Regions from separate parts of the Homo sapiens genome. Here regions 2, 3, 4 and 5 are each linked to region 1. A link is an interaction called in ENCODE POLR2A ChIA-PET data of the cell type or tissue named here. Cell type or tissue: Caco-2. All regions are shown on one strand.

The links. ChIA-PET counts read pairs that join two places held together with the same protein. Peaks named below come from ENCODE experiments on the same cell type or tissue, not always from the same donor. Only the 100,000 strongest peaks of a DNase experiment are listed, where the experiment ranks them.
Region 2: POLR2A ChIA-PET joins it to region 1 with 8 read pairs; 3 of 35 experiments call an interaction of 5 or more read pairs at or near these places.
Region 3: POLR2A ChIA-PET joins it to region 1 with 6 read pairs; 1 of 35 experiments calls an interaction of 5 or more read pairs at or near these places.
Region 4: POLR2A ChIA-PET joins it to region 1 with 6 read pairs; 27 of 35 experiments call an interaction of 5 or more read pairs at or near these places.
Region 5: POLR2A ChIA-PET joins it to region 1 with 7 read pairs; 8 of 35 experiments call an interaction of 5 or more read pairs at or near these places.

The regions. Positions count from the first base shown.
Region 1 is chr15:63,457,957-63,462,956 of GRCh38, forward strand. No RefSeq gene overlaps it. Among named protein-coding and RNA genes, the nearest start is that of USP3, 44 kb to the right of the region's middle. In Caco-2, no CTCF peak of the experiment used is centred here; DNase peaks (open chromatin) are centred at 2,475, 2,935, 3,055, 3,445 and 1 weaker place; H3K4me3 peaks cover 1,606 bases.
Region 2 is chr15:63,322,203-63,327,202 of GRCh38, forward strand. CA12 (carbonic anhydrase 12) reads right to left here. Exons shown (of 11, transcript NM_001218.5): 10 at 4,947-5,000; 11 at 1-4,155. The coding sequence ends at 4,083. The region is part of intron 1 of LOC124903506 (a long non-coding RNA gene); the gene reads left to right. It overlaps LOC124903505 (a long non-coding RNA gene), which reads left to right. Exons shown (of 2, transcript XR_007064675.1): 2 at 1-194. Among named protein-coding and RNA genes, the nearest start is that of APH1B, 47 kb to the left of the region's middle. In Caco-2, no CTCF peak of the experiment used is centred here; no DNase peak of the experiment used is centred here.
Region 3 is chr15:64,632,156-64,637,155 of GRCh38, forward strand. All of the region lies in intron 3 of ZNF609 (zinc finger protein 609), which reads left to right. It also overlaps a transcript of LOC101930091 not described here. Among named protein-coding and RNA genes, the nearest start is that of OAZ2, 69 kb to the right of the region's middle. In Caco-2, no CTCF peak of the experiment used is centred here; DNase peaks (open chromatin) are centred at 2,696, 2,996 and 3,486; H3K4me3 peaks cover 246 bases.
Region 4 is chr15:63,506,794-63,511,793 of GRCh38, forward strand. All of the region lies in intron 1 of USP3 (ubiquitin specific peptidase 3), which reads left to right. Among named protein-coding and RNA genes, the nearest start is that of USP3, 4.7 kb to the left of the region's middle. In Caco-2, no CTCF peak of the experiment used is centred here; no DNase peak of the experiment used is centred here.
Region 5 is chr15:63,530,373-63,535,372 of GRCh38, forward strand. USP3 (ubiquitin specific peptidase 3) reads left to right here. Exons shown (of 15, transcript NM_006537.4): 2 at 2,275-2,335. Among named protein-coding and RNA genes, the nearest start is that of USP3, 28 kb to the left of the region's middle. RefSeq lists an enhancer at 563-612. In Caco-2, a CTCF peak has its summit at 1,443; no DNase peak of the experiment used is centred here.

The sequences.
Region 1 (5,000 bases):
TCCCGCCTCAGCTTCCCAAGTATCTGGGATTACAGGCACCTGCTGTCATGTCTGGCTAATTTTTGTATTTTTGTAGAGACGGGATTTCACCATGTTGTCCAGGCTGGCCTCGAACTTCTGGACTCAAGAAATCCTCCCGCCTCAGCCTCCTAAAGTACTGAAATTACAGGCATGAGCCACTGTGCTGGGCCTGTTTTTTTTCACTATTATTGCTATTTTCCGAATACTGTTGACACAGCATTTGCAATCATGTGTTGTGATTCAACTTTTCCTTCGAGTTGCTCTTTCTCCCCAGCTAGATCCTGAGATCCTCTGAGACAGAAGTCATACCTTAACTTCTCTTTATTCTGTGGTAGAGACAATGCTGTGTTTTCCTATGCAGTTCCTCTTCCTAGACACAAAGGAAAACTACTTTTCCTGGACTCCTTTGCTGTTAGATTGGGTTTGAACTTGAATTCTAACAGAGAAAATGTAGGCAGAAGTGATGTGGCCCTTAAAAGCTCTCATGAGAGCCGTCAATCCTCTCTGCCCCTTTCACAGTGACTGAGATGGTATAGATGATGGTTTCAGAAGATGAAGACAGCCGGGGTCCCTGAGTCACCACATGGAGGAGAGCCACTCGGGAGAACCACTGACCTGCACTGGACAATGATGTGAGCAAAAACACCCCATCCTTCTGAAATACAATATTTTTTAGTGCATGAAACCATAGACCTCATGCCTGCTTCCTTCATCTCTGTACCCCTATTGGTATTCGATGAATGTGAATATGCCTGGTGTTAGATGTCCTGGGAAGCAGAGCTTGCATGAGCACAAGAAAAGTGACAGGTGTACCAAATGCAGTCTACTCACACCACAGATCCACTCAGCTCACCTGCCTTTCCCATCCCGCACCTGGGCCCCTCACCCTGCTCCTTGGCCAGACTGGTCCTATTGAGAGGTGACAGCGTGCTGGCAGCCCTCGCTCGCTCTTGGCACCTCCTCGGCCTCAGCGCCCACTCTAGCTACGCTTGAGGAGCCCTTCAGCCCACCTCTGCACTGAGGGAGCCCCTCTCTGGGCTGGCCGAGGCCGGAGCCAGCTCCCTCTGCTTGTGGGGAGGTGTGGAGGGAGAGGCAGGGACCGGAACTGGGCTGCTGCAGGCGGCGATCGCTGGCCAGCGGGTGTTCCGGGTGGGCGTGGGCTCGGCGGGCGGGCGTGGGCTTGGCAGGCCGTGCATTGGGAGCGGCCGGCCGGTGCTGCTGGCCCTGGGCAGTAAGGGGCTTAGCACCCGGGCCAGCAGCTGTGGAGGGTGCGCTGGGTCCCCCAGCAGTGCCGGCCTGCCGGCGCTGCGCTGGAATTCTCGCTGGGCCTCAGCTGCCTCCCGGCGGAGCAAGGCTTGGGACCTGCAGCCCGCCATGCCCGAGCCTTCCTTCCTGTCCTTCTCCCAACCCCGCAGGGCCCGAGCCTCCCTGAGGAGCACCACCTCCTGCTCCGCAGCACACGGGCGGGACTGGCGGGCAGCTGCACCTGCGGCCCCGGTGCAGGATCCACGAGGTGAAGCCAGCTGGGCTTGAGTCTAGTGGGGACTTGGAGAACCTTTATGCCTAGCTAAGGGATTGTAAATACACCAATCAGCACTCAATCAGTGTCTAGCTCAAGGTTTGTAAATGTACCAATCAGCACTCTGTATCTAGCTAATGTGGTGGCGACTTGGAGAACCTTTATGTCCAGCTAAGGGATTGTAAATACACCAATCAGCACTCTGTGTCTAGCTCAAGGTTTGTAAACACACCAATCAGCACCCTGTGGCTAGCTCAAGGTTTGTAAATGCACCAATCAGTGCTCTGTGTCTAGCTAATCTAGTGAGGACTTGGAGAACTTGTGTGTCTAGCTGAGGGATTGTAAATGCACCAATCAGCACTCTGTCAAAACGGACCAATCAGCTCTCTGTAAAATGGACCAATCAGCAGGATGTGGGTGGGGCCAGATAAGGGAATAAAAGCAGGCTGCGCCAGCCAGCAGTGGCAACTCCCTAGGATCTTCTTCCACAGTGTGGAAGCTTCCTTTTTTTTTTTTTTTTTTTGCTCTTTAGGTTCACGCTGCCTTTATGAGGTGTAACACTCACTGGGAAGGTCTGCAGTTTCATTCCTGAGGCTGGCGAGACCATGAACCCACCAGAAAGAAAAAACTCTTAACGCATCCAAACATCAGAAGGAAAAAACTCCAGACACACCACCTTTAAGAACTGTAGCACTTAACCGTGAGGGTCCGTGGCTTCATTCTTGAAGTCAGTGAGACCAAGAACCCACCAATGCCAGACACGCTATTGGTAACTCACATTGTTCCTGAGGTCATGGATTCCTAACAACCACCACCATCACTGCATCTACTAATGCCACTGGTTGCTTCGGGCTCCCCTAAGGACAAGGGTCAGGGTGTGGTGCAGTTCCCATCCTTCGCGCTGCAACACGAGCTGCAGTAGCTCAGGCACCCAGACCTGAGGCAGGTCTGGCTTTCTGAGAAGTCCTCCAGAAGGGCTCCCAGGGAAACAGCCTAGAATGCAGGGGAATCAGCCTCCCAAAAGGTGAACTTTGATTAATGAGAGATAGGAGGTGGGCAGGCACTGGCAGGTAGAGTGCTCTCCTCTCCTCCAGGGTCTCCACGCAGCCTGTCCAGAGAAACCCCGCATGGCCCCTGATCTGCTCTGGCCCCTCCACACCTCCCTGGATCTGTGGTTCCTGCCTGCCTGCCTGCCTGCCTCATTTCTCTTTGTTCTCCACTCTTGCTTCCGTGAGATGAAACCAACCAAAAAAGCATTTGTGCCTAAGCTTGGCCTCTGGCTGTGTATTTTGGGATCTCAAACTAAGACAAAGAGAAACTAATATTTGTGGGTCCCTATTATGTGCCAGGCACCGTGAACCTTACCCAAGTTATCTTACTTCATCCTTACGAAAACTGTAAGGTAGTGATTATTAACTCAGTCTTCCAGATAAGGAAACTGAAGAAAGAGGAAACCGTGGAGCCAGCTATTAACTGGTGGAGCGGGAAATGTGAGGCAAAATCAAACATTGAAACATGCGGTGCCCCCTTCGGTTTTGTACCTTTTGTGGCTCCCTAGTGTCTGATCCTTTGGGGAGCCTGCAGTTTCGTCAGTTACATCCTGCAACAGTTTGGGATAGGTTGAAACCTCAGCAGCATCTGACCCATAAAAGAATGTTACTGCGGGGCCTCCCTAAAAGACAAGGGAGGAATCAAGAGAATTCCAAGAAAGGCGTCCGAGCAGGAGGTAAGACAGTAGATTTGAAAGCAGGACTGAGGGAGCAGGAATGGGAAGAGGGGCCCAGCCCCAGCGGGTCAGGGGCCGGACTAGGCTAGCGAGGCCCAAGTGCGGTGGCCCCATGCAGAGATCCTGGCTCGGTGCAAAGGAGATGCCGCTCCCACCGTCTGCAGGAGGCAAGGGCTCCCCTTCCCCGGCCAGGAGCCGGGTGCAAGAGGAGCCTGGGGAGGGAGCTCCAGGCCTGGAGCAAAGGCTCCTCCTAGGGGCCCGCGGTCGGCAGAGAGCGCGGGACACTCACGGCCATGGAGAGCAGCCCGCCCGGTGAATGGAGCCTTTCTCTGGGCACTTGGCAGAACTCGGGGGCCCTCTGTGCAGAGAGGAGGCCCACTGGAATAGAAATAACCTCTGGCTTGCAGAAGCATTTTGTGGAAAGATTCAGGAGCTCAGTAGGCAGAGCAGTCCCAAGAAAGACATTTGGAATGTTGAAACTTTTAGAAGAAAATCCAGACCGTTTTTAGGGCCTCGGGTAAAAAATCACTCTTAAACAAGACACCAAAAGTTCAAGGAAAAGAGGAAGGGTGACTTCACTAAAATTAAGAACTTCTAGTCATAAAAAAACATGACACAGAGAAGACAATCCAGAGACTGGACTCGATCACTGTAACACCTACACCTGGCAAAGAATTCCTGTCCAGAATCTATTTTTAAAACTTCGACAAATCAATAAGAATGAACAATTTAATTTTTTCAATGGGGAAAAGACATGAACAGGCATTTCAGGGATAAGGAAATACAAAAAGACCACCAACATATGAAAAAATGGTCAGCCTCCTTAGTAATAAGGGAAATGCAAACTAAAATAAAAATTAGATACAATTCCACAGCCACGAGGCTGGCAGAAATTTAAAACACAGGCAATCAAGCAGGGGCAAGGATGTAGAACAATGAGAATTCTCATACATGGTTGGTAGGAGAGTTGATTGTTACCACCACTTGGAACAGTTTGGCCTTATCTGATAAAATTAAAGACACGCATACCTTATGACTCAGTAATTCCACTTCTAGATAAATATTAACTCTCATATATAGGCAGTAGGAGAAATAAACAAGCATGGTTTAAAATAGTCCCAAATTGGAAACAACTCAAATGTCCATTTGCTGTAGGAGGAATAAATTCTAACACAGTCCCATAGTGGAAACTATGTAGCTATGAAAATGAATAAACTACAGCTGTACCCATCAACATAGATCACAGATGTGAAAAGCAAGTTATAAAAGAATACTTACAGTATGATTCCCTTGATAAAAGTTTAGAGGCAAGAAAAACTAGGGATAATACTTATAAGGTAAAGCTCTTTCTCAAAAGTAGGAGAGGCTGAATGCAGTGGCTCATGCCTATAATCCCAGCACTTTGGGAGGCTGAGGCAGGATTGCTTGACTCCAGGAGTTTGGGACCTCCCTGGGTAACATAGTGAAACTGCATCTCTAAAAATAAAAACAAAAAAGTAAACAGGTGTGGTGGCATGTGCCTGTGGTCCCAGCCACCTGGGAGGCTGAAGTGGGAGGATCAGTTGAGCCCGGGAGATCAAGGGTGTAATGAGCTATGATCACACCACTACACTCCAGCCTAGGTGACAGAGTGAGACCCTATCTCAAAAAAATAAAAAGCAAGAGAAAGATTAATGCAAAATCGAGGATAGGAGAGTGAAGAGAATGCATCAGGGAAGAACAATAGGAGCTTTG
Region 2 (5,000 bases), 140 kb before region 1:
ATGAAATCTAAATAACGACCAAATATCTACAAGGAAAATCTAGCATCTGAATCGAGTGTGCTGTCAGTGTAAAACACACACCAGATTTCAAAGATTTACTGCAGAAAAAAACACATGAAAATACTGGTTACATGTGGAAATGATAGTATTTTAGATCTGTTGGATTATCTAAAATTAAATTTAAATTAATGTCACTGGTTTTTTTTTTTTTACCTTTTTCTAGTGTGGCTACCGGAAAGTTTAAATTTCATACGTGTCTCATGTTATATTTTATTACATTTCTCTCGGCCTGTGTGCTCTAGATGGTTGATTTGGCTGGATTGAGATGAGGTGATGGCCATCCTAAAGGAGGGCCTGAGTTCCCTCTGCCGACCTATGGCTCTCACTGCTATGCCTCCCTGATCATTCAGCCAGTGGATGTGGAATTCAGGGAGATGAGAGATGCTCATTTCCTGCTCCAGGAGTGCTCTCCCCAGTGGGGTGGGAGCAAGTCCAAGGAGTGAGTGCTTCGTGGGAACTCTGGCTTCCCGGCTGTCTTCATGCCTGTGCGTGGCCATGACACCTGGCAGGATGCCAGAGCAGGGAGAGCAGAAGCATCCTGTGTTCTAGCAGAGTACAGACCATCAGAAATGTTTCAATTCCAAAGCTGGGCCAGGTACTGTCACCCACTGGAGCCAAAGTACCCTTGAACAGTTCACCTCTCTCAGGCTTAGGGTGATTATAGTGAAAATTGGATGCTTTTCTAAATAAGGCAAACAATGATGGTACCTATTTTATAACCTTTACTGGACTGCCTCTTTTTGCCCCAGTCAGAATGTGAAGTCTGGATTTAGACAAAAGATTATTTGGACGGGTGATAGTATGTTTTGCAAAAAGAATTCAAAATAAGGTAACAGGCAACCAAGAGGGGCTGCCCACCTACTAGGTTTAATACTCTCAGGAGTAAAGAGACATAGGACCTGTTCCCTGTATCATGTCCCCTTGGTTGGGAACACCTCCCTCTTTTCCATCCATCTGTTCAAATCTGAGCTATTTGTTCAAGGTGCAGCTCCGATCCCACCTCCTCCAGGGTCTTTATTTAATTCCTCTAGGCTTCCCAGCACCATTAAGCAGCTTCGCGACCTGCAGCCACACATGCCATAGGCCTCCATCCTCAGGAAAGTGATTGAGTCTATCAGCTTATTTTCCTTTGGAGCCAGGTTCTAAGAAGTGGATGCGAGTGACATTATTATTCTGATTAGTTACCTATCCCCATAACAGGGAGCTACAGAGTGCTTTGCAAATAGTAATGCTTTAACCTCGCCTCCAAAAAAAAAAAAAGAACAGCCTGATGTGAAAAACATTTATAATTTCTTGTAGTTACAGTGTGTATCTTCATTATAATCATTCTTACAATAAATACAGAAGTGCTAAACAGACCATTATCACAGTGGCCTGTGGGCTGAGGCACAGGAACTGAGGGGTGCTGCAGACACCAGTGCTTCTCCAGGGCTGGCCAGGACACCTTCAGAGAGGCTAGTGAAGAGGAGAGGAATGTAGGGTGAATTTGAAATGTGATTAATAGAGTCAATGCAGCACATGCTAGAAACAGATACAGAGTTTTTTGTTGTTTTTTAACTATTTTACCAGATGATACTAACTAAACAAACAGAACAAAGAAAGAGATTCAAGATCTCACATGAGTGAGAATCCAGGGCCTTCCCCTCTGGCCCTGGCCCCAGCCTGGGCCTTGTTTTTGCTATTTCCACCTAGGCATCTGCCATGCAGCAGAGTTAGGAGCGTGTGGGCGGCTGCTGAGACTCACACACCACAGTACTGGCATCCTTCAGGGGCAGCTGGCATCAGTGGAATGAGTGCGGATCCGAAGAAAGGTTTCCCAGTTCCAAAGCTGGACCCACAGGAATCCTGTGAGGATTTGCAAAGACATTGATAGTGTTGGTTCTTGGAGCATCTTTCTGCCTCCCGGGCTTTGTCTGGTCTCAGCCTCGGGGCTGCAATCCAGGGCTGTGCTGAGCAGCAAGAGGAGAGGAGAAATGCCACTGTCTTGCACCTCCCAGTAAGTCTCCCTTTTCATGAACAGCCCTTGTGCCAGGTACAATGGTCTCTCTGTTCTCTCACAAAACTCATCCACAAAAGATATACAGAGTCTTTTGACAGACAGTCCCACTGCTCTGGAGTCCTTTATGTTCATTTCTGATTGACAATTTTGGACCAAGGCCAAGAGGCCCCCTAATTCATGTTGCTTCGTCATGAGGGTTGTCCTTGTCATCTGATGATGCATGAGGCATGCTAATGGCAAGGCCGGGATGCCACCCCAGGCTTCGAGGCTGTTAGAGGTCTTGAGTGCACACACACACACAAACACACAGAGAGACACACACACATTTGAGCTCCCATTAGGTCACTTGTAACTTTGCCTAGCAAAACAGGCTCCCAAGACATAAGGCTTGCCATCGTTGTGAAAAGTTGTGATGGTACAGAATAATTTTTTTTTTTTTTTTTTTGAGATGGAGTCTCGCTCTGTCACCCAGGCTAGAGTGCAGTGGCATGACCTTGGCTTACTGCAACCTCCGCCTCCTGGGTTCAAGCGATTCCAGAAGAGAGAATTCTTAGAGTCAGAGGGAGGAGTAGAAGGAAAAAGATATTTAAAAAGCTATGCTTCAAGAGGACATTTCATGCTGTCAAAATGAGACTGTGAATCAGAAAGTTCTCGGGGAACTGCAAGGTGCTCTCAACTAGGGGTCGGTTCCTTCTCAGTCATGGCACTGACTCATCTCCACAGGGTTCTCACCTGCGGGAGGAAAATGGAGGAGTTGCGCCTGTCAGAAACTGTCTGTGTGATTCGGGGAAGAATATGGAGTATCTTAGTAGCATTCCATTATTACTTGCCCCTAAATACATGATGCCAGCCCCCTGCACAGATAACCTCCTGCTTTTATAGCTTGAAATATATTTGATCTAAACCACGATTTGACATCTTCAGAGAGAGAGAAGTAGATAAAAGTCTCCATTCCAGGTTGGCAGTAGGGATCCTGCAGAAGTGGCTGAAATGAAATTTGGCCTACAGAGAATAAGTTCTACAGTCATTTTGTTTCTGCCTATTTCCTCCAGATTCAAAGGCAGATTGGGTCATCTCGGAACTCATGTCTCCTCCAGGACACAGCAACAACACATTTTCAAGGAACAGCCTCATTATTTGTAAAATCTGTAGAGTATAAAACATAACTGCTCCACTGACAGGAGGTTGGATTTGGACTTAATATTGTATTATTCTGTCCTTACATTATGGCTTGATAAACAGAATGTGATTCCAATTCTGATTCCAAAGTGAGACTCTCCCAGATCATCCATGTCTTCTCATTCTCTTTGTCCCTCTAGCTCTCTCTCCCTTCTCATCCCCACCAAGAAGTGGAACTTGAACCTGCCATTCCCTAAGGTCTGTGCAGTGTCTGTGATCCAGAGGACAGGACTGTGAAAGTGTCCCTAATATATCACAATGTATATCTCTTGTTTTCTTTTTCTCTCTACAACTTGATCCTTCCTGTCCCCATTTGTCCCCGAGTTGTAAGGTGCAGATTAAAGGTTTTGTCATAGCAGAAGGAAATCAGAGGGAGATGCCCCGTCTCCAGAGGAAAGAAGTTGAGTTTCCCAAGCAAAACCTAAGCAGAGAGTGCACATTCTTGTCTGAAAGCTTGGAGAAGCAGCAGAATTTCCAGGACACTTGAAAGCACGCTCTGGCAAAGCCCCGGATGAAAGTGTTTTCCAACCATTAATGGCCCACCAGCATGGCTTGGTTTGTGATTCCAGAATTCAGACCACTTCACAATCTCACACAGTTACAGCAAGCAGCTTTGAATTCCTGCTGCTTGGTCTGAGAGTGCATCCCATCCATCGATCGGATGGCTCTGGGGTGGCCATGGTCCCAAGGCAAGGAGGCACCCAGCAGAGGATCCCTGAGGCCTGGCATGTTTGCAGATTGAGCTACAGAGAACACCTTGAGGTGTCGCAAGTGTCCAGAGAGCCGAAGTGTGTAGGGTCCAAAGCAAGGTCCTTCCTGGATGTGCCCGGGAGCTCCGGGGACCTCAAGCGTGGGCCTCAGTCTCCATCTTGGTGGCTGGCTTGTAAATGACTCCCTTGTTATCACCTTTTTTGATACTAGAACAGAAAGAACACATAACTCTTGTTAGAGAGGAGAGCGAGCGAGCCAGAGAGCAGCCTGACTCAGGTATGGAATGAGGCCGTTTTTAAAAGTTGGATTCCTCTCTTTGGGACCTTTCCCCAATTCTGTTGGTCTTGGGAGGGAGTGTCACCAAATAAAGCTTTAACAAAAACAGAACTTGTTCGTTTTCCAACTGTTCTCTTTCACACCTAACAGTAGTAGACCTATATTTTGAAAGAGGTCTCGTTGTCACCCCCCTCTTCAAACCTCTGATTCCATAACAGGGTTCCCAGAAACCTTTTTATTTTTCATACCCCCCCCAAATAAATTAGGTTTTAGGAAAAGCCAAATGTCACAATAAAAACATGGACAAAGGGCATGAAGAGTTAATGTGAGTGAGAGATCAGGTTTTCCTTCATCTTTCTTTTTGAATTCATAGACCAAAAAGCATATGTAAAGATCTTGATAAGAAGACAGCCTGGCTGCTTAACTTCAGGCACAAGCCCCAAGTCAAGAGACTCGTCCAAGGCCATGCAATAGCAGCAAGCAAGGCACACACGCTTCCAAATCTGAGCACAGTGACCCCTGAACCCTTTGAACGACCAGGGTCACATGTGCGTCTCATGCAAAGGAGGCCAGGGCACGGGTGCTTTGGGGACGGCCCTCCTAGGGTAAGTGGTGGTCCAGGTGACTGCGGCTCTTCATGCCACAAAGCTGCCTTCCCAGGCAGACTAATCATCATGGACACATAGCTGTCCATTCCCATTTTGGACCCAAACCAGCTCACCTCTTCCTTCTGAAAAGCCAAATGGACACCACCACCACAATACAGATGCCAAGA
Region 3 (5,000 bases), 1.2 Mb after region 1:
GATCCTCCCACGTCAGCCTCCCAAGTAAGTAGGACCACCAGAGCATGTCACCATGCCTGGGTAGTTAAAATTTTTTTTTGGTAGAGACAGTGTCTTATTACATTGCACAGGCTGATCTTGAATTCCTGGGTTCAAGCAATCCTCCCGCCTCACCTCCCAAAATGCTGGTATTACAGGCATGAGCAACCACACCCAGCCTCTATTTTTTAATAGTTGAAAAAATGCAAAATCCAACAATATTTGTGAGGCATGAAAATTACGTGGAATTCAAATTTCAGTGTCTATAAATAAAGGGTTTTTTGTTTGTTTGTTGTTTTTATTTTATTTTTTATTTTTATTTTTTTGAGACAGAGTCTTACTCTGTCACCCAGGCTAGGGTGCCGTGGTGCAATCTTGGCTCACTGCAACCTCCACCTCCTGGGTTCAAGTGATTCTCCTGCCTCAGCCTCCCAAGTAGCTGGAATCACACGCCTGGCTGATTTTTTTTGTATTTTTAGTAGAGATGTGGTTTCGCTATGTTGGCCAGGCTAGTCTGGAACTCCTGACCTCAGGTCTGCCTGCCTTGGCCTCCCAAAGTGCTGGGATTACAGACGTGAGCCACCATGCCTGGCTGTTGTTGTTTTTGTTTTGTTTTTTTCAGATAGAGTCTTGGTTTGTTTCCCAGGCTGGAGTGCAGTGGTGTGATCAGTGGTGTGATCATGGCTCACTGCAGGCTCAAGTGATCCTCCCAGTTCAGTCTCCCAAGTAGCTGGGACTACAGGCACACACCACCATGCCCAACTAATTTTTTTTGTTTTAATTTTTTTTTTGTAGAGATGGGGTCTCACTATGTTTTACAGGCTGGTTTCAAACTCCTAGGCTCTAGCAATCGTCCTGCCTCAGCCTCACAAAGTTCTGCGATTACAAGTGTGAGCCATCACACCTGGTCCATAAATAAAGTATTGTTTTGTTTTTTTTTTTCTGTAACCTATTAGAAGTGACACGTTTTGTTTTGTTTTGTTTTGTTTTTTGACACAGGGTCTCACTCTGTTGCCCAGGCTGGAGTGCAGTGGCGTGATCACAGCTCCCTGCAGCCTCCACCTCCCAGGCTCAAGTAATCCTCCCACCTCAACCTCCCAAGTAGCTGAGACTACAGGCATGTGCCACCCCATCTGGCTAATTTTGTATTTTTTGTGGTGACAAGGTATTGCCATATTGCTCAGGCTGGTCTCAAGCTCCTGGGCTCAAGTGATCCGCCCACTTCAGCCTGCCAAAGTGCTAGGACTATAGGCGTGAACCACTACACCTGGCCTATAATATTTTCTTACGGAAATGAGATCTCACTGTGTTGCTCAGGCTTGTCTTCAACTCCTGGGCTCAAGCAATCCTCCTGCCTCGGCCTCCCAAGATGCTGGGATTACAGGCGTAAGGCACTGGGCCTGGACCCATAAATAAAGTTTTATTGGAAGACAGTCATTCTCATTTAATGTATTTTGTTCACATTTGCCCTACAGTGGCAGAGTTGAGAAGCTGTAACAGAGACCATGTGGCCTGCAAGGCCCAAAATATTTGTTATCTGGTCTTTTGTTGAAAAAGTTTAGCCAGGCATGGTGGTGGGCGCCTGTAATCCCAGCTACTCGGGAGTCTGAGGCAGGAGAATCGCTTGAACCCGGGAGGTAGAGGTTGCAGTGAGCCGAGATAGTGCCACTGCGCTCCAGCCTGGGCAACAGAGTGAGACTCCATCTCAGGAAAAAAAAAATTATTAAAAAAAAAAATGTTTACCAATCTCATGCCTCGTATAGCCACCGTGCCTGGCCAAGGGTCTGAATGTTTAATTTTATTTAATTTAAATTTAAATAGCCATATGTTAACTAGTGGCTTATGGTATTGACAGCACAGGGGCTAGATCTTTAAAATATATATACACAGACATGCATATATATATGTGTGTGTGTGTGTCTGTGTGTATATACTCTGAGATGGAAAGAAGAGTAATTGTGTGGGAGTATGAAGAGGGTGGGTAAGTAGCTGACATCTAAACAGACCCATGGTGACTTCTGTGTACTCTGGCCCCTGTTACCCAGGAGAACATTCGGCCCTACTTCAAACTCTGTGGTTGAGCCCTTTGCTTTGGTCTGTGGGCTGCAGTTTTCTCATTATCAGAGTAATAGGCTATGGTTTTGCTTAGCAGGAAGTTAGTCTGCCTGTGGTAGCTCCGCTGAGAACCTGCCCCAGCTATTCTTCATCCTCATCTGATTGCAGATCCCAGCTGTGGGCTTTTATCCTTTTCACTAAAGGGAAGGGGCTCTCCATTAATCTTCTTTCATGGAAATGGTAACCTTGGTAGTTACTCTTGGTTTTTCCTGTGTGATTTTGATGTAGAAAAGTATGTGTGTGAACTGTGAAATATCTAATTTTAGATATTTGCACTAGAAAAGTAAGGTGGCATTCAGCTATTGGTTTTTCTTTCTCATATGCTATAATTAATGCCCCTTCACCTTCAGTCTTGCCCCAGGCAGTACTCACCTAGAGGAGAGATGGGGCACAGTAACAACCAAGCTTTCTCCACTGTTTAGCCAGTTGCATACTAGCTTGAATCCCGAAGAAATAGCTCTACCAATAGCACAGTCATAAAGAGCCTAGCAGCCATTGTCTGACACCACAAATCTTCATAGCAACAGACCACCACATGGCAACAGCAGCCACACAAAGGAAACATTAGGGAAATCAGTACCTACTTTCTCCCACCCCTCCCCCACCAAAAACAACAGCCAACACATTCCCACCTAGCAGCTTACTCCCAGAGGATACTTTAGGGCAGTGACGTGTTTATATACCTTTGTGGATTGTGTTATATGTCCACTGTCATACATTTAAATCCTGAAGACCTTGGGAAAAATTTCAGTCACCGGCTTTTTTGAGTTTCATTTTGCAAATGGCAAAATAGACTAATCTCCAGGGGAGAAAGAGAGTCTCCCTTTGTGCATGCTCACACACCTCCTCCCTCCCCCAAGCAAAGCACAGTCAGGCAGTATATATAGGTGACTAGGCTGTGAGCTTGCCAGATAGGTAAGGTTGTTTGCAAATGAGATTCTTTTTATATTTCAGTAACAAAACCCAGACCTATTTTGTTATCAAAATCATCCTGATACTTAGGAATTTAGTTGAGTGATACCTAGGCAATAAATATCTTACTGGTATTGCCTGGGATTAATCATTAGCCCTAACTAACTTAGCTTTGAAGTGTGATTCAAAGGGGAAAAAGTCCTATTTGAGAGCCTTGGTGTTTTCTTGCTCTGTTAATAAGGTCGTTTGACTATCTGGGCCTTAATTTCCTTATTTGTAAAATGAGGAGGTTGGACTACATGATCTCTATGATCCTTCTAGCTCTGATATTTACAACTCTGTAATCATTTATGTGGAATAGAAGAGGGACTTGTCTTTGTTAGTCATTGGTTGTGATGAAATCTGCTGGAAGATGTTGAGCCCTCTGGTCTTAGTGCTTACACTGCTAAAAACAGGTCCTGGCCCTGCCCTATTTGATAAAGCTGCTGTAACAATGATAGGCAGAAGCTATTAACAAAGTTGGCAACTAGCCTTTTCTCCCACAGCAGTAGTTTCAGACTAGTTCAAGCAGAGCTTTGCTCCCAAGCTATTGCTACTGAGGCTGCTGCTGCCTCTTAATGATACCGGTGAGAACTAACTCCATTTCTCTCTTTAACTCGCTCTCTCTCTCTCTGACTACTCTGAAACAAGGGGCTGTTCTCCACCTCTTCTGATACCTCATTATTCCATCTCCCTCAGGCTTTACAGAACAAAGAAATCACAGGGCATCAACTTTATAATTTAGGCAGCTGGAGATAATTTCACCAGGATAGGGTGGGTAGGTAGCTGATTCCTCCTGGCATTAGGCAGCATTGCTAAGTGGCCTTGTGTTTTGTCTGCCAGGCTTAAGCTTTGTTAGGCCCATTCAGGCTTCTCTGTATTTCAATTAAATTATAGTGGTAAACCAAGCCCATGTACTTTCAAAGGGGTAGGGGTTAGGAAAAACAAGAAAAGTATGTCATTTATAGGCCCTGCTACTCACTAATTGCTCAAGAAATTTTTGTTTAATCTACTATCCCTGTGCTTACTCCTGCCAGATCCTTTATTTCCTTTAGTTGCTGCCTTCACGGCCTTCTCCATAGCAACAAGCTATATGACAAAAAGGCTATGGTGAGAAATTGAGCAGTCACCCCTCCCCGAAGTTGTACTCTGTTTTCTCCTTAGGGTATCTAAAAGCAGCCCAAAAGACTGCTGTCAAATAATTTTCTACCCCCATTGAACTCATAATCAAATGAAACTTTTAACCCTGAACTAATTTGGTGAACAACCTGCATTCTCCTTATTTGACTCTGATTATCCCTACCTTTTGAAAATTTTCTAGATCATTCAATATACTTGAAATATTGTGCATATTCTCATTTATGAAGCTCCCTTTTGCTTTTTAGCTTTCAGCTTACTCCTTAGAATTATACAGAAAATCTCCTGGAATGAAGTATGGAGAAAGAGTAGATGAAGAAAGCGAAACCCTCCCCTTTTCTGCCATGTGCTGTTGCCTTAGATACTAGACTAGTCTTCTGCCCTAGAGATTGGGCAAGCTGCCTGAAGTATAGAACTGGCCTGCATCTTGGCTGATCCTGGCATAGCCTAATCTGTTATCCTTTGTTATCTTCCCAGCCACTTGTCTACAGGAGTCACAAACCCAAAGGTTTTGTTTTTGTTTTATATTAATAAGTCTTACTGAAAATAATATAAACATGTACGCAAATTCTACGTGTGCAAGTCTGCATTTTCGAAGTGAACACACCATGTGATACCAGCACCTAGATGAGGAAACACAGTATTGCCAGAACCCCAAAATCTCTTTCATGCCTCCCTTCTAATAGCTAGCCCTTCTCCCCACCCCAGGTAACCAATCTCATTGTTAATACCATAGATTAGTGTTACCCATTTTGAACTTCATGTAAATAGAATCATTA
Region 4 (5,000 bases), 49 kb after region 1:
GACATATAGCTTTGCAAGCCTGGGTCTAGTCACTTACTTGGATTTGTAGAACCAATAAAGCGAGTTTCGCAACTTTGTGTGAGTCCACACTCTGAATTGAACCCATTTTATGTAGGCCTCCCGTCTTAACCCGTTGGCATCCATTTGTTGATATAATCTAGCGTTATTGTATTAAGCTTGATCTTGTTCTTGCGTGCCTGTCGTTTCAGTGATTAAATGATGAATCTGTGAGTCCTTAACTAACTCATTATCTTGGAGTGTTATATAGTCGTATTTTTTTTCTCCCACACTCTTGATTTTATTTTATTTTTGTTTTTTTCATAGGGGACCAAAAGGGTAGCCGATGTGTTGACTAATACTGTGACTGGGTATTGAATCTGATTATGTTCTTATTAAGGAGGGGAAAATCCCTGTTTTGGCACTGGGACAATAAAAGTAATGCCCTTGCCTTATTTTCTTTGCGAGTTTGCAATTATACCACGGTAAGACAGCCAAGCAAATTGCAAAATGCCACAACATTCTAGGTTCTACCAGTTAGCAGTACCTAATTGGACAAATAGTTCTATTTTCTTTGAGTATCAGTTTCCTTATATAATCTGCAAAGAAAAGGGTAATACTTTGCATTTACTTCACAGGTTGCTGTTAGGATGAACAAGGTAATTTTTTGTGAAAACTTTGAGAAACTTGTATACACTGTTCTAGTAATAGGTGGTATTAGAGGTCAGAACATCTTTGTAAAGAGGACTCTGAATAATTAAATATCCAAAGCCCATTAAATGGGGACTAGAACAGACTGGCTTTATGCTGAATGATGCTTTACAGGGAGATACAGAACTCAACAAGATTACAAGAAGTAAGAAGTAATTATACTTCAGAATTAGCATGAGCTTCTTATCCATGGAAGGCACTGTGTGTTGGGTTATATAATTGTGTATGACAGTGGTTCTTACACTTTTTGATCTTAGGACCCCTTTACACTCTTAAAAATTGTTGAGCACCTGAAGAGCCTTCGTGTAGCTTATATCTGTTGATGATGTTTATTAGAAATTAAAACTGAGAAAAACTTAAAATATGTATTTATTAATATGCTTACAAATAATAATAGACCCACACCCATAACATAAATTGACAGTTTATGTAAAATGTTTTTCAAAACAAAAATTTAGTGGGAAGAATGGCATTATTTTGCCTTTTTGTAACTCTTTGTTCAGCTTTATAGAAGACAGCTGGATTCTTACATTGCTTCTGCATTCAGTCTCTTGAGATGTCACATCATGCAGCCTCAGGAACACCCCACTGCATGCTTGTGAGAGAATGACTGTAAACAAAAGTAACATCTTAAATATTATGTATGAAAATTGTTTTGACCTTCTGGATCCCCTGAATGGGTCCTGGAAACTTTCAGGGGTCCAGGACCACACTTTGAGAACCCACTTGTGTAAGCTATAGTTAACAGTTAAGGATACCTGCTCATATCAAAATAACTTTAAAAAATTAGAGAAATCCTTAAGGCTACCAACGTTTATGTTTCTGTAGAGACCTGAGGTTTTTGAAATGTATTAGCTGGGAAATAGAGCATGGGCTCTAGTAGTCCTTTGCTGCCAAAAAAGTTAACAGTCTAATCTAGCTGGGGGAGAGACAGGAAGCTAACTAGTTAGAAGATACATCCATGTGGTTTAAGGTAAATGTTGAAAATAGCTATCTCCTAATAACGTAAAGGCTGATTTATGTCTAATTGTTGCTTAAGGGATTCTAGTTTAAAATGAAAAAGTTTTAAATAAAAGGGCATTCTCTCAAGCTTTTTGTTATGTGCACATACCAGATGTTATTTTCAGAAGTTGGAGGCTTGGGCATTCCTTATTTTTGTGGGTAAAAGAGTTTAACCAGTGGGAAAAAACAAAAATTGTTTAAAAAGATGCCCTGAATGCAAGTGTTTTGATAACTAAGGAAAGCCAAGGACCAAGCATTTGAACTTGAGGGTTTGGGTTAAACAGCCAGTTAAATTAGAGATATTTAGTAGGATAGGCATGCTAATTTTTCCCTGATTAATTCTTCAATGAGTTGAGAGTGCCTCTTTAAGTTTTCAGTACACACTTGCCTTCATATTACTCTACCCAAGAAAAGTAAGTGTAGATCAAGTAAATGTTCTGCAATTTTGCACCAAAAACTGCAGATAATTCCACCCAAAATACTGGAGATAAACCCTTTTTTAAGAGATCCATTCAGTAGGATGAGGTGTTGATTATTGGTTGTCAGTGGTAATAAATTTGTAATGGACTGATCAGGTTGTGATAAAGAGAAGAAATCAACCTTGATGGAGTGATGGGTTATTTTGTATCGTATTTCTCCACAACCTACATTTAACACTCGTTTGCCCAGTGGACTAAATTTTCTAAATACAATCAGTCATTTCCTTGTCATTAGGTCAAATGCTTTTACTGCTTTTTAGTAACATTCTATGATGTCTTTATTAAGTGCCTAATACTTAATAGAGCAATTAGTAAATATTTGCCTGATAAATAAAGGAACTATCACTTAGATGTGTCTGGCAGGGTCTTTATGTTGAAAATAAACGCAGAGTGAACTTTCCCCAGAATGCTTTCACTAGCCCGCACTCCCAGTATTTTAGTCAGTAAACGTTGGCTGGATTGTGAGCAAATGACCATCTGCAGTGTTGTTATCACAATGAATTTGTGTTCTTTTGGCAGTCTGTATTTATAGATGGGCAGGTGGACAATTTAGTTGTAAATGTGGATGGGGTAGTTAAAAATCAGTGGACAGGTGATACTTTTTTCACATTAATTCTAAAAAGTAGTATTTGAGTTTTATATATCCTTCTGAAGAATTTAAACTTTTTTGGTAATATTTATAAAGCTTAAGTCAAATGTCTTTCTAGTCTTTCTGCAGTATTCCTCCCCAACCCCGTCCCCCAGAATCTTAGAGCAATCTCAGCTTATTTCTAGAGTCTCTAAATGATTGCTCATGGATGTGAAATGTGTGAAATTTAGAATGTGCTCCATGTATGTGTTTTGTTTAAAGAAGCTTCAGTATAGAGATTGAGCCTAACATTTACTTGTTGTGAAGAAGTTTTGACACATTGATGAGAAGTTCTTTCCCTAATAATATGCTTAATAGTGTATACAGAACATCCTTCATGGTCTAAGCAGAAGAAATGATGGAGTTGGGGGAAGAATTCGAACTCTTTGGTGTGGTTTCCTGTTATTTATCCTCAAAATAATTTATTCTCATTCTTTGCTTGTACACCATTAGCCTTAGGCTCGTGTAACAGCCTCCTTTTTCCTCATTGAAATGTATGTAATTTCCTTCTCCACTGGAATATAAAAGATTGATTTTGGATCCTTCAAGCTAGATTTAGAAATACTTATGTTTTTATAGTGTTTGCAGCTCAGTGAGTAGACCAGTGAGTAATTTAGTGTGTAGCTCAGTGAGTCATTTAAATTCCTGTTTTAAAATTTGAGTCCCTCTTCCATCAGGAGCTGATTAACATGTACATTTCCCCTAACCTAACCTGCTCGTTTTTTTTCTTTTTGAGCTTTTCTCCCCTTCTTGAGCTTGTTTGTTTGTTTTTAATATTTTTCCTTCTTTGAAAACAAAATGTTAGTCTCCTTTGATTAAGCTGCAGTCTCTGACCTACATACATACAGGTTTGTGTTCAACCAAGGCATTGAAATAAATAGATTTAGTCGGTAGATTATCATTGTTTGAAGTGGAAAAGGTATGCTGTTTAACATATTTTGATATTTTATGTTTATTCATTGCCTCTTTAGACAGGAGAGCAATTGCATTCTAGGTGTGTTAATAGAGCTTTCCTGGACAGATGGCTTGGAAGGAAGTACTTTGATGGGTTCTCAGTAGGGGCTAGTACTTTTTGGAGGGTGTGTTTGTGATTAAGCTTACCTTGATTGACAGTTTAGAATGCTGAGAATAGCATTAACAACAGTAACAGCTTGTTCATCTTACCTAGAATTGTCTTGTGCCAAGACCCCTCAAGATGCTCTGAGATTTCTGTGTAGTGGTTTCTTTTGAGAATGTAGGTAAGAATAGGTGTCCTTGAGACTGAAAAGAAATTCACCTAAAATTGTTCATTGTGGTTGTATCTTAAAATCTTTGGGGTCGTTGAATGAACTTTGGCTTAGAAATTTGTAGAGATCGTCTTTTTAACTGCTGTGAGTCTGCAGATGTGATTATCTATAGTAATTCCAGATGTTTTCTCATCTATTAGTTTTACTGAGTAGGAAGATAACTGAGAACAACATAAAGTAACTTCAAAGCAGTTTGCTAGCATTTAATCCTGACTAATTTAATTAATTATTCATCCTTGTAGTTTTTCCTATTTTATTGATTATGAAACTGAGACAAAGGTTACGAGTTGCCCAAGATGCTTGGGGAGTATTAAAGATAGCCCAAAGCTTAAACTCTAACACTGTTCAGACTTTTAGCTTGCTTTTTCTTAAAAAAAAAAAAAAAAGAGTCTTTATTTTGTTATTCAGTAACTTAATGCTTGACAATTTAAAAAATACAAAATGTTTGGAACACATACTTTAAATAATTCCTTTGAAGATTTTTGATATGAAAATATATTTTAAGTTCCACATCTCAAAAATTACTTATTTTAAAATTTGGTCTTTTGTTACCCCCCTCACCCAATTTAATATTGAAAGTGCTGGCAAGTTGGAACAAGGAATTGGTGATATAGTTTGGAAGAAACAACTATTTTAAATGTCAACCTTGTTATACTCAGATCTAATATTTTTATAGGCCGAAATTCATATTGCATTAGTTCAGACATAATAAACCAGCCTCCTCACTATAGCTATGGATAAAATGCAATTAGCTTTTGGTTATTTTTAAAATGGGTTTCAGTTATTGAAGTCTCTCCACCCCCCTTATTTTTTCATTTTGTTTCTGTTAGAGAAGATTCTTCTTGGAGGTGGTTTGTTGTAGGGTGGAGGAAGGAGAGAATTCTTAAGGTATAGAAT
Region 5 (5,000 bases), 72 kb after region 1:
TAGAGTGCAGTAGTGCAGTCATATCTCACTGCAGCTTCACCTTCCTGGGCTCAATTGATCCTCCCACGTGGCTGAGACTGTAGGCACGTGCCACCACACCCGGCTAATTTTTGTATTTTTTGTAGAGATGGAGTTTCACCATTTTACCAAAGCTGGTCTCGAACTCCTGGACTCAAGCAATCTGCCTGCCTCGGCCTCCCAAAGTGTTGGGACTACAGGCACGTACCAGTGCACCTGGCCCCAAAGTTCTTAATATTTACTAAGAGAAAAAAGCTTTACTGGAGAAACAAAATATTCATAATATCTCAGTACTCCAAATCATACCTCAAACCATGAATAGCTGTTCAAGTAAGCTGTGTACTAGTTTACTTTTTATTTTGTAAGATACATTTTATTGGGCTTTCTCTTCAAACTGTAAAAACATCATATTCTCATTGCTGTAAGGCAAACACCATAGGGGAGTACAAATAAAAAGCCAGCAGTCTCCCTCACAATAAGTCTTCCCAAGTACCTGCCTAACAGAGTTGTTTTAGCAGTTTGGTAGGTATTCTTCCGCACCTTTCTGTCATGTGGTTTACGTGCACATGTAACAAAATTAGACCCAGTTGAGTAAAAAATGCCTTCAGTGCCTTCAAGGATGGCCCTCATACTGAATGTAAATATGCGAATGCACTAAGAAAAGGGAAGGCCTTTGGCAACTAGAAGGGGATTTCACCACTCAAAGCTTTCATGTTCAAAACTAAAGTTCTGTACTGGCCAAACTGTAGAGTCCCTCAGGCAGTAATCACTGTGCTCTCCTATTCTCACCTCCTGTCCCCTCCTCTCATGCAAATATAGGATGAACATAGTCAAAGATTTATTTAACTCATTAATGAGGGAACCAGTAGTAAGATGGTAAAGCTGGCTCCAAGAGTATTTGGGAACTGAGTGTGTATAGACAGTGAAGAAAAAAACATTGAAATAAAATTGGTAGGTTAGATACAAAACTGGTTAATATCCTACAGGGTAGTATAATTGTAACCTTTGGAGTCTGCTGGACAGAAATTATGTAAAAACTCCATTACCTGTAATTTCATAGAATTTGGGTCCTGGTCAAGTAAGCAGGTCAGTGGTACTATAATTAACTATCTTTGGGAGGAGCTATTAAACAGTGTTTCAGTGTACGCTGAAAGGGCTTACAGTTCTCCATTCACCTTATTTCCAGTTTCGGTTAATTTTTTTTTAACAGTGAGAAAGGCCTGTTGTGATACGGGATTGGGCAAGAGAAATGTAGGTAGAGATCAGATCTTGGAAGAGATGGGTATCCTAAACTAAGAAATTTAAACTTTCTCTTCCACAAATATTTATTGAGCATCTACAACGTGCTAGGTGGTTACTATGATCCTGTGTGGTTGTGCTGCAGTGCTCCTCCCATGCCTCTAGGAGGCTGACTAGTGGCTCCCAAGGGGCTGTATTAGGAAGTCACCTGGGAAGCTACTTTGCGCAAAATATACATGTTCTTTGTACTTCCTTCCCCACGCCAATGTAGATAACCTTGAGTAGAACATAGGTGTTTTCAAAAAGCTTTCCAGGTGATTTTGATATCCCTCCCTTTTAAATATCATTGTTACTTATATAGGACTTATTAAAAAATGAATGAGTAGACAGCAAGCAAAATTTTAATCAATATTTCATTTCCATACCTTCTTGCCTTCCCCACCACTATAATACATCAACTAAAATCATTAATGTCTTGATTATACCATCAGCAAGAATTATGTGCAGTTGTCATATATTTTATGCAACTAAGAATTACTTTGGGAAAACTAGGCTCAGATTTCCTAATTGTAACCTTATGTTGTGCCTCTTAGTAAATAAACTGAAAGAATTGTCATTTGTAGTGGTCTATGACCTACATGGCAATGACATGTGATTAAATGACTAGACTTAAAAAATGTTTTTTAATAGGAAAATAGACTGTCGTTAACTTGTCAGAGACTGTAGCAAAAGGGAATAAGTAATAAAGGAGACAAGTGTATATGTGTTTAACGTGGTTAAGCTATTTGGGTTGAGTCAGCAATTAAAATGAGCCGCTGTTGTGGACATGCATTTAAATTCTTTTCAGTATAACTTAATTAGGCAGCCATTTTGTGTAAATGCATTCACAAAGCACGGATTTGCAACTTCAGCATTCCTACATAGCCATGGAATTTATAACTTAATCACAGGAAAATGGGGAGAAATTGGGAAATAACATGATGCAATTGGTATATTGTGTATTTTTCTTTTTATTAGTGTGCCGGTCCAACAAAAGCCCTTGGGTCTGTTTGACTTGTTCAAGTGTCCACTGTGGAAGGTAGGTGACATACTTATTACTTCACTGACCTATTTGCTTTTTAAAATTTGTCTTTAAGCTTTATGTCAGAGTTTTATTGATTTGGATTTAGTACCATTGTTAATCATAATGCATAATTCCCTGTAGGGCTTCCTTCTCCAGTTGAATCCCTTTGTTCTGTGATACAACTGGGGAAAACATCTAGGGGAGAAAAACTCTTCGTATTGATACTCAGAAGAATTAGTTTGATGACCAAGACAATCTGCTAATAATATTTGAGTGGAAAGATGAGCTAAGGGAATTCTTGAAGTACAAATTTACCTAATGGTTGTTTTTTAAACCTTTTATTAGGGTAAAATTTAAGCACACACAAACATAGAGATGGTATAATTGAACCCCATGTCCCATTCACCCAGCAATTATCAACACATGGCAATCTTTTTTCACCTATTACCTACCCCATCCCCACCTCTACTGACTTTTGTATCAAATCCCAGGTATGATATCATTCTTCTGGGAAAGAAAAAAACCCTTAAAATATTTACAGATAAACGAATTCCTTTTGAAAATGATCTCATTGTGGAGTTCATTATTAATTCCTAAGATATACCAAATGTTTCATTGTTCCATTAAAATACTACTTTCTATGGACAACATCTTCTACCTCACCCCACCCCAGTTTAAACCTGAGCATTTCTTCCCAGTTCTTGGCCTCAAAATAATATTATTTAAATAGTAACTCTTCTAGCACAAACTCAAGTATATTGTCTGTGGTTTTTTGCCTGGTAGCAGCACATTTATTTCCACTGCTCTTCTAGCTTAGAAAATCTACTTTGAATTTACTTTAGAAGTTAATAGCTTAGCAGTAAGGAAATGAGAAATCATACTGAGTCCCATAGGCTGAAATCTATATTGTATTTATCCAGAATATTTCCCCATTGTTATTTTTAAATCCTCATTGCATGAAGAGAGCATCTTTCTTTGTTCAGTGAAGTTTTGATTTTTCACATTTTGAGTCCTGGAATTGAGTATTTTTTCCATGTGCACTTAAGAGTACCTTTGGAAAATGTTAACTGCATTTCTTAATTGTGGCTGTTGTGGTTTTGAAATCTCTAGGATTTGGGGAACCTGAAAATACTTTGTACAGATAACTTTTTTTTAAAAAAGAAGAAAAGTAGAAGCACTTAAATTCTGCAGTTGAAGAGACAGATTCCTCTCCTAGATTTTGAGAGGTGAGAATTATAATGCAATAAAATTTATGTAGTTCTGTTCTCCAGAAGTCTCGTAGTGCTCTACAACCTAAATCTTGATGGTCATGTGCCAATCAAAAGACCTGACAAACTCAAAAATTAGAGATTAATGTTCTTAAACAACAAACTAAAATAGGTTTTGGAAAAATAAATGGAAAAATTTCTAGCCTCTGCAGGTGGACTGTTGTCAATTGCAAACAAGCTTAAATTTAGAAATTTGACATAGTTTTGGAGAAATGTGATGAAGTAGATTAAACAGAAAATTCAGAATAGCCTGAATTTGGATCTCCATTTTACATAGCTGATTGGTTAATATTCTTTTATCATGTAATCCCAGGTGTTGATTGCCAAATTTATTGATTTTTTGGTAATTTTAGACTGCTTGTCTTTAGGGAAATCGTAAAGTGAATATTCTTCCCACTAGGAAACATAGTTTATCAATAGCATATATGGGTTATAAATTCTGCTGGTCTTCATGACACCATCCCATTTAAGTTATTTTTCAAATTTTTGTGATTGTTATTAGAAATTTGTGACATATGTAGTGAAATTTTTCCTCTTGTGCTGTAGACCAAAATGTCTAGTTAAAATCCAAAACTAGATGAGGGAAATATTTAATTTCCTGTTAGCTAGTTTATACAAAACTGTTAACCTCTTCGACTAATATATTTAGGTATCAGGCAAAACATTGCTAATCTTAATATCAGTATTCCTACTTCTTAGTTTATCTCTGATATGCACCGGAACTATTTAAACATCTAGTACATTTAGAAACTACAGCATTGTAGTTAAATGGACTATGTAAAGATGATGAGTTCTCAAAAATGTGCAAGTGGTAATGTGCTTATTCAGTATTATTACTGTAGCAATGAATTACTGTTGTTTTTCATGGTTTAGTATTATAAATATATATGATAAGAATAGGTGATTAAGATTAAGTATTGAACCTATATGATACCTTAGAGTTTGCCTTTTATTTGTTTATTTATTTATTTATTTATTTATTTACTTATTGGACAGAGTCTCACTCTGTCACCCAGGCTGCAGTGGAGTGGGGTGATCTCGGCTCACTGCAACCTCTGCCTCCTGGGTTCAAGTGATTCTCATGCCTCAGCCTCCCAAGTAGTGGGATTACAGGCATGTGCCACCAACCATGGCTAATTGTTGTATTTTTAGTAGAGATGGGGTTTCACCATGTTGGCCAGGCAAGTTTCAAACTCCTGACCTCAAGTGATCTGCCTGCCTTAGCCTCCCAAAGTGTTGAGATTACAGGCGTGAGCCACTGCACCCAGCCTTACATTTTATTAAATAGCGTTTCTTGACCTATACAGTTACATGTTATCTTGAAATATGTGCTAAATGTGCCCACCTTCTAAGCAATTGTTGTTTGGATTCTGAATGAGTAGTAGTTAAGCACAGAAAGAAGAATGCTAATA